Regions from separate parts of the Homo sapiens genome. Here region 1 is linked to region 2. Evidence: read pairs that join two places in POLR2A ChIA-PET (ENCODE). Cell type or tissue: OCI-LY7. All regions are shown on one strand. Each heading gives the region's core, and the rest is flanking DNA. Links, peaks and the distances in the headings are about the cores only.

What was found. ChIA-PET counts read pairs that join two places held together with the same protein. Peaks named below come from ENCODE experiments on the same cell type or tissue, not always from the same donor. Only the 100,000 strongest peaks of a DNase experiment are listed, where the experiment ranks them.
Region 1: POLR2A ChIA-PET joins it to region 2 with 5 read pairs; 11 of 35 experiments call an interaction of 5 or more read pairs at or near these places.

The regions. Positions count from the first base shown.
Region 1 is chr7:152,339,133-152,343,667 of GRCh38, forward strand. The region is part of intron 2 of KMT2C (lysine methyltransferase 2C); the gene reads right to left. Among named protein-coding and RNA genes, the nearest start is that of KMT2C, 95 kb to the right of the region's middle. In OCI-LY7, for the core only: CTCF peaks have their summits at 2,468 and 2,667; DNase peaks (open chromatin) are centred at 2,089, 2,399, 2,899 and 3,899; H3K4me3 peaks cover 3,178 bases; H3K27ac peaks cover 4,000 bases.
Region 2 is chr7:152,464,724-152,468,966 of GRCh38, forward strand. It overlaps LINC01003 (long intergenic non-protein coding RNA 1003), which reads left to right. Exons shown (of 1, transcript NR_027387.1): 1 at 1-822. Among named protein-coding and RNA genes, the nearest start is that of LINC01003, 2.7 kb to the left of the region's middle. RefSeq lists a silencer at 1-52 and an enhancer at 1-326. In OCI-LY7, for the core only: no CTCF peak of the experiment used is centred there; a DNase peak (open chromatin) is centred at 258; H3K4me3 peaks cover 871 bases; H3K27ac peaks cover 287 bases.

The DNA.
Region 1 (4,535 bases), core at 257-4,256, 130 kb before region 2:
TCCCTTATCAATACATTAGTATATTCTTTCAAAGCGTCCTACTTTTTCAATGGATTTTTAAAGTTTACTCACTCAAGGGTTATAGGATTTTAGAGGGAGAAATTACTTCTTTATTTTTACTAACCTCTAATTTTTATTCACTTCCAAAATTTAGAATTCTAAGAAAATATTAAGAATGTAAGCAACAAGCACAGTGGTATTGGTGGATACCTAAGTGTTTGTCACCAACAGAAATCACGGATATTTTCTTATCACATGCAGTTGTTGCAGATATCCCAAAATATCATTCACCCTCATCACTACTTCAAAATTACAGTAGTTATTAAATTCACTGCTAGATTTTATAATTTAAGTGAATTAAAAAGATGTTATAAGATTACAAGTTTGGCTTATTTTTATTTCAATGCAATTGTTTATCTTTGTAATCCTATTTTGGTGTATTTTTATTTTATTCATTTAAAAACATTATTTGAAAAAGAGTCCATGGATTACATCATAGTACCAAAGGGGACTATGGCACTGAAAAAGTTAAGAACCCCTGTTCTGTATGTGCCATTCACAGGAGACCACAGCCCCAATTTGACTATATGCTCTATGAAAACAGGCACTGTATCTGTTTTTATAAACCAGAGCTACCACAAAACCTGAATGATGTTCGATAGTTGCTTAATTAATATTATATAATATAAAGCAAGCAGATAAATCTCATATATAGATACAAAGATTTATAAAAAGCACAGAGAAAAATAATATATTTAAAATGAACTCATATTTACTAACTATGCAAGTAAACACTGACATTCATTATCGACTAGTTATCCAAAAAATATGCCTTCTCCCTCTATGCTTTAATCAACTTTTTTTTTTAAGAGATGGGCTCATGCTCTGTCACCCAGGCTAGAGTACAGTGGCACAATCATAGCTCATCAGAACCTCAAACTCCTGGGCTGAAGGTATCCTCCCACCTCAGCTTCCCCACTAGCCAGGACTACAAGGCACATGCGATCACGCCTGGATTTTTTTTTTTTTTTTTTTGGTAGAGACAGGGATTAACTATGTTGCCCAGGCTGGTCTCGAACTCCTGGGCTCCAGTTATCCTCCCACCTCAGCCTCCCAAAGTGCTAGAATTACAGGCATGAGCCACCATCACCATGCCCAGCCTAATCAGCTATTAAATAGAATAACTGACTTCCCTTAACTCCAGAGAATGGCAATACTTTTCATGCTTGCTTCCTACTAAAACTACAGAAGAAAACATAGCTAAGAAATTGTGTAACCATGTCCCTCCCTTCTTTTGAAAGAAGTCTGCCTCCTGACAGTTATGTTTTCTGGATATATCTCATTGAATCTAGTGTATCCAATGTCATCAAAATTGTACTGTAAAGCTAAAACATTAGCACTATATTAGAAAAAGCAAATTATTTATTAACACTATCTTTATTCACTAAACTACTTAAAATATTGACACTGATTAATAATATGAATATAGTTGCTGCTTTCACAGAACAATGTAAGCAACTAAAAGTAAATACACAAAAAAAGCACTAATTTTCTCTGAGAGTTAACACTTTTACAGGTGACTTACTCTCTTTATAATTACCCACAGTTCCATAAATTTCTACAAATATACATTACTGTTATAATATTTAATGTGATTTTTTAATGCAAATTCAAAAAGCTTAAGAGTCCAATACTTGTCAAAAGCCAAAAAATATGCGGGCATTAATTTAAATAGTAATTGTTTAAGCAGGATAGACTGCTAATAAATGAAAAAAAATAGTAACTGTTGGAAGTCAACTGTTCTCTAGGTGTTTTATTTAGTTGTTATCAGTATTTCCTTTAGTTTTCCTACATAACTTTTAAATGTTAATGGAATTTTTTGCAATTAATAAAAGAAACTAAAATAAACCAACAAATTACAACATACATCTTTATAACAATTATTTCTACCAATATTGATCTTCTTCTGAAATTTAACTTTATTTAGGCCTTAAAAACAAAAATGAACCAATGAAACTGTCTTGGACCCTCTAGACCAGCCCAGGTGTCACCTGAATAGCAATAAATGACTCTGGTGGATGCCAGCAGAGCAGAACTGCCCAGCCAAGCCTGACCTAAATTCCTAACCCACAAGATCATGAAATATGTTTGCTTTTTAAGCCACTGTGTTCTGAAATGATTTGTTACGTGGCAATAAGAAGCTGAATTTTTCATTTTAAACTTCAGTTTGAAAATTATGTATGGCTTATCAAAGACATATAGGTGTCTTTGCTTCACCATCTCTTCAACTAAACCATCGAAGCAGTCAGTATTTCAAACACTGACAGTAACTACAAAAGAAAAAAGCTCAGAGGGTTTTGCTCCAGTCCAGAAGTGACCCATATGATTTCCACCCACAATTCACTGGACACAGTCACATGGGCCTGTCAAGCAGGCTTGGAGCTGTGTAATTCCACCACATATCCAGAAGGGAGAGTGCCAGAACTATTTGACAGACAACACCAATATCTACCACCACAGTATATAATTTTAAATAATATACTAAAGTTAGGGAAAATTTTATCCAAAGAAAAACCTGATACTTCAAAAAGAGAAGTGTCAATTACAAACTTTCATATCAAAAAAAGATAAGAAAGGACAGGTAAAGTTAAATTGTTAGGCCAATTAATGTAATAAGAATCCAGGCTTTTTCTTTGTGCCAAATGTCACCATAATCTGTTGTGAATTAGCAGCTAGACTCAAAATGTACAAACAATAATTTGGGGTGTCCACTTTTTAAAATAATAATATCACTAAAGTTTCTATTCTTGTAAATAAAGGCATATGTAGGGTTTATACAAAGCTGTATACTTAAACCATATGCAAATAACCAAAAGGCGCTGAAGTAAAGTAACACGTGTATGGCTTTGGAACTCCAATTCCACCTGTCTCATCAAGTGTACTGACAAAGCAAAAGACCCCTATCTTGTCTATGTCAATTAAATACTAACATCTGAAAACCACCACTAAATAAGAACCAATAGTCATTACATAAGCAACAGCTAAAAATTAACAAATAATTAGACCAGAAGATAATCTAAGATTTTGATACATAACTCAAGGCAGTATGATAGACATCATTAGTGGAAATCCCTCAAAGGTTAGTCACAAATGGTAATCTTGATATTAAATCCGATAGTTTTACTATTTTAATAAGAATTATTATTTATGAGACATATTTATAATAATGGATAGGTATTAACTTAGTTATTGTTAACAATTATAATCCATTCCACTATAGTTAGAACTGGCTTACCAAATTAGAAAAGGGATATAACTATAGTTAATACATGTAAAAAGCTAAACTGAAAAATCAACAACTCTTGCTAGAACCATAAGGTCAATAAAGTCACAGGGCAAACAGGTACCCTCAGAACTGGAGGAATAGACATGAATCACAACTTACCTGAGCAGAAACCCATGGGTAAAAAGCTCCATGGGTACAAAAACCTGAACCATAATTGACAAAACGTTGGAGGTTCAGTGTGGACGAGTCTGGAAGATACAAACTACAGAGGGACCCAGTCATCGTGGGGCCCCACGGTTTTGTGTTTTACCTCTAGGAGCTCTACCAGTTTCTCACAGTGAACTTCACAGAAAAATATCTTCTTGCTTTCAACAGCAGGAGGGGAAAAGGAACCATTTCTCTTAACAAGGCCTGCCTTCAGGAGAAACTATTTAACTAGAGCCTAACCTACGAGAAGAGAAATAAACTCCAGCCAGTTCTAGCCTAAGAGAACTATCTAACTTTAGCCCATTCTAGGCCATTCTGCCCCACCTAAAAGCAGTGAAAGGGCAGGGTGGGGAGGAAGAGTAAAAAATTCAGACTTCCCCCTCCTCCTACAAGGCCCACCACATTACTACAGGCCTATTTACAGCTGTTGTCTTTACCCAGTGTACTACACCTGGCTATCGAGAAAAAAAATTACAAGGTATACTAAAAAGCAAAAAACACAGTATAGAGCAACATCAGAACTAGACTTGGATGCAGGAAGGAATTTGAAATGATCAGATGAGGAATTGAAAGCAACTATGATTAATATGCTAACGGTTCTAATGGATAAAGTAGACAGCATGCAAGAAGACGTGGGCAATGTAAGCAGAGAACTCGAAATTCTAGAGATTAAAATGATAGAGATTTTTTTAAAACTAACAGAAATGATGAATGCTTTTAGTGGGTCTATTAGTAGACCTCACACAGCTGAGGAAACAATCTCATTGCTTGAAGATATTTCAAAAGAAACTTCCAAACCTGAAAAGCAAAGAGAAAAAGACTGGGAAAAAAAAAAAAAAAAAGAACAGAATGTTTAATACAGAAAACTACAAAAAGGTAACATGTAATGGAAATACCAAAAAGAGACAAAAGAGAGGAAGAAGAAGAAATATTCCTCAAATTAATCTCAGAAACCAAATGACAAAGAACATCAAAAAGGATAAATGCCCAAACAAACTACACCTGGTCACATCATATTAAAAACCACAGAATACTGAAAAAA
Region 2 (4,243 bases), core at 1-4,000:
GGAGCCACCGTTTTGTGCCCGTGGAGCCGCGGGGAAGGCGCACGCGCTCGGGTCTTCCCGGCGGGTCGTCCTGCACTTTCTCCCTCTCCGGTACGGACCGCGGCGTTCTGTTTCCAGGCAAAGGAAAATAAGTCAAAGACTCAGAAGGCAGCCTGAATCCAGGGCCTGGGATGCAGGGTTTGCTGGAACGCCAGCCGGTGCGATCGCGCCCCTGGGATTCCGCTTAGCCCGCGCGTCCATTTCCCTGCATGGTGGACTCAGTAAAGCCGGATCTGTCCAACGCCTGCAGCGTGGATGTGGAGGCGGACTAATCAACTAGTGCTCTGTTATTATTTCTACCCATCCCTTTTCTCCATGCTAATTTGCTTAGAACTTTAACATTGAATGGACAGCAAATGTCATGTTCTGTTTAATTATCACTCCTTGACCATTATGTTAATTTCTTTCCCTAACAAGGTGACGCATTGTTTTAAGTAACAATGACCAACTCATCTACTCTTCTTCCAAATTGTGTAAATTGAAGGGTAAAATGTGGGAAAACGCTAAATTTGAATGCTAAATTTGAACATTTCACACAACAATAATTTGAAATGCTTCTTTGCAATATTATGGCGTTTCGGAACAGATAAAAATACTTCATTTTCAGACATTTGGTCAACAAATACTTCTTGGACGTTTATATGCAAAGCAATGCATGTAACATTTTCATTACTTTGCAAGTGTGCTTATCAGTAAAAGAATTTTGTTTTAAATTCTAGCCTTCGTTTAAATGTATTTTAGTTACCACATTGGGAAGAAAATAAAATATTACTATGTACGGAATGTACAGACGTATGTTTTTTTATTTACAAAAAATAGAAAGAAAATATGGCCGGGTGCTGTGGGTCACGCATGTAATCCCAGCACTTTGGGAGGCCGAGGCAGGCGGATCACCTGAGGTCAGGAGTTGGAAACTATCCTGACCAATATGGTGAAACCCACTCTCTACTAAAAGTACAAAAATGAGCCTGGGCGTGGTGGCGGGTGCCTGCAGTCCCAGCTGCTTGGGAGGCTGAGACGGGAAAATTTCTTGAACCCGGGAGGCGGAGGTTGCAGTGATTGTGCCACTGCACTCCAGCCTGGGCAACAGAGCGAGACTCCGTCTCAAAAAAAAAAAATCTATATCTATATATATATATAGATATATAAAGATATAGATATATAGATATCTATATCTAGGTCTATATAAGTATATATCTATAGATATCTATATATAGGTCTATATAGATATATGTATAGATATATATAGATACCTATATATCTAGATAAATGTATAGATATATAGATCTATAGAGATATCTATAGATCTATATAGATGTATGTATAGATATATAGATCTATGGAGATCTCTATAGATCTATATAGATATATGTATAGATATATAGATATCTATATATAGATATATAGGTCTATATATAGATATCTATATATAGATATATATGTTCCTTAAATTCAACATTAAGAATGAGCTTATTCATAATTAGCTGTAGTATTACACTTGAACTACCATATTTATTACATTTATAAATACTATTTATAAATAGTAATATAAATAGTAAATGCTATTAACATTTAGTAAATGCTATTAAGGTAGGAATAGAGGTTCCAATCTTTTAAATAGAAATTAAATACAAACAAAGCAACAAAAAGAGACCTTTCATATATGGTTATTGGCTTGTCATTGTAGCCAGTTCCTTACTGCCAGCTAATTTTCCAAAGGGAATCGTTGCTTTCTGTTTTGACCAATTGGCAACCTCAACAGTGCTAGAAACTCTTAGCCCTCATTGGGTATATAAATATATATCTTATTTCAAATGTTTTGTTATCTATTCCTACTGAAGGTTGTTTTCTTCTCTCTTTTTTTTTTGAGACGGAGTCTCACTCTGTCACCAGGGCTGGAGTGCAGTGGCGCGATCTCGGTTCACTGCAACCTCTGCCACCGGGGTTCAAGCGATTCTCCTGCCTCAGCCTTCTGAGTAGCTGGGATTACAGGCGCCCGCCACTATGCCCAGCTAATTTTTTGTATTTTTAGTAGAGATGGGGTTTCACCATGTTGGCCAGGCGGACTCAAACTACTGACCTCGTTATTCACCCGGCGCGGCCTCCCAAAGTGCTGGGATTATAGTCATGAGCCCGGCCCTCTTTTTTTTTTTCGTTTTTTTTTTTTTTTTGTGCTCATCATTTTGATCTTAATACCCACTAAAAAGATAATAAAACCACAAGTGTTTTTCTTCAGATCACGAGATTGTCAATAATAGAAAGTCAACACTGTCAAATCATGAGAATGAATTGCATATCATTGTACAAAAATTGAATACTGGAATTTAGCTCCTAGATCTATTATATTACCATAATAAGAAAAACTAAAGAATTAAAAAATCTAAACAAAATGCAATCCTAAATGATATTGCGGCCAGGCACAGTGGTTCACACCTGTAATTCAGCATTTTCGGAGGCCAGAGCAGATGGTGGCTTGAGCCCAGGAGTTGGAGACTAGCCTAGGGAACATGGCAAAACCTCATCTCTACAGAAAGGAAAAAAGGCAAAACCTCATCTATACAAAAAATTAGCTGGGCGTAGTGGCACATAGCTGTAGACCTAGCTACTCAAGAGGCAGAGGCAGGAGGATTGCGTGAGAACGGGATGTCGAGACTGCAGTGAGCCATAATGGCGCCACTGCACCCCAGCCTGGGCAACAGAGCAAGACCCTGTCTCGAGACAAGTTCGTCTTGCTGCATTTCAGTATTTTTAACTCCTTTAATGTAGTGTAGACAATTTTGATATGATGTGTCACATCTTTTTTTAACGTCTAATTTCTTTTTTTTTTTTTTTGAAACGGAGTTTCACTCTTGTTGCCCAGGCTGGAGTGCAGTGGCGTGATCTCTGCTCACTGCAACCTCTGCCTCCCGGGTTCAAGCAGTTCTCCTGTTTCAGCCTCCCAGGTAGCTGGGGCTACAGGTGCCTGCCACCATGCCCAGCTAATTTTTGTGTTTTTGGTAGAGACGGGGTTTCACCTTGTTGGTCAGGCTGGTCTCGAACTCCTGACCTCAGGTGATCCACCCACCTCGGCCTCCCAAAGTGTTGGGATTATAGGTGTGAGGAACCTGGCCTTAACGTCTAATTTCAGAAGAAAGCTAATTCTCCTTTTTTTTGGGGGGGGGGGACAGAGTCTCGCTCTGTCACCCAGGCTGGAGTGCAGTGGCGCGATCTCGGCTCACTGCAAGCTCCGCCTCCCGGGTTCACTCCATTCTCCTGCCTCAGCCTCTCCGAGTAGCTGGGACTACAGGCGCCCACCACCACGCCCGGCTAATCTTTTTGTATTTTTAGTAGAGACGGGGTTTCACCGTGGTCTCGATCTCCTGACCTCATGATCCGCCCGCCTCGGCATCCCAAAGTGCTGGGATTACAAGCATGAGCCACCGCGCCCAGCCGAAGAAATCTACTTCTTTCCGTTCCTCTTAAAGATGAAAATTAGAAACATTCTGCCTTAATTATTTTTATTTTTTTGAGACAGTCTTGCTCTGTCGCCAGGCTGGAGTGCAGTGGCATGATCTCAGCTCACGGCAACCTCCGCCTCCTGGATTCAAGCAGTTCTCCTGCCTCAGCCTCCCAAGTAGCTGAGACTACAGGCTCGCGCCACCACACCCATCTAATTTTTGTATTTTTAGTAGAGACAGGGTTTCACCATGTTGGCCAGGATGGTCTTGATCTCTTGACCTCGTGATCCACCCGCCTCGGCCTCCCAAAGTGCTGGGATTACAGGCGTGAGCCACCGCGCCCAGCCTTTGCCTTAATTATTTCTTCTGTTATATCCCCTGCTAGCAAACTTTTGGAATAGGTTTGGGAAATTAATTACCTTTATAAATGGAGTTACTATTTTGCCCAAACATTTCATGTATAATTCTGTAAGGATGATTTTTATAATTTCCTACCCAAATGTCTTGGCACAGTTTTATTTCTCAATTGGTAGTGAATTTCCTAGACTAGGAGGAAAAAGCAGTAAGTCTTCTTACTGCTTCTGGGGAGAAGGGTGGGTGGCTTTACCTTGGTAAGGACATTCTCAGGGCAGCTCAGAATGCTGAGGTTGAGGACTCTGTGGTTGGAAATTCAGCTCAAACCCAAAGGGGTGGAATATTTTGTGAATGGGAAACAAATACACCTTGAGTTGGAAGTTACAAATCAGTGGTCACAGATATGTATTGTT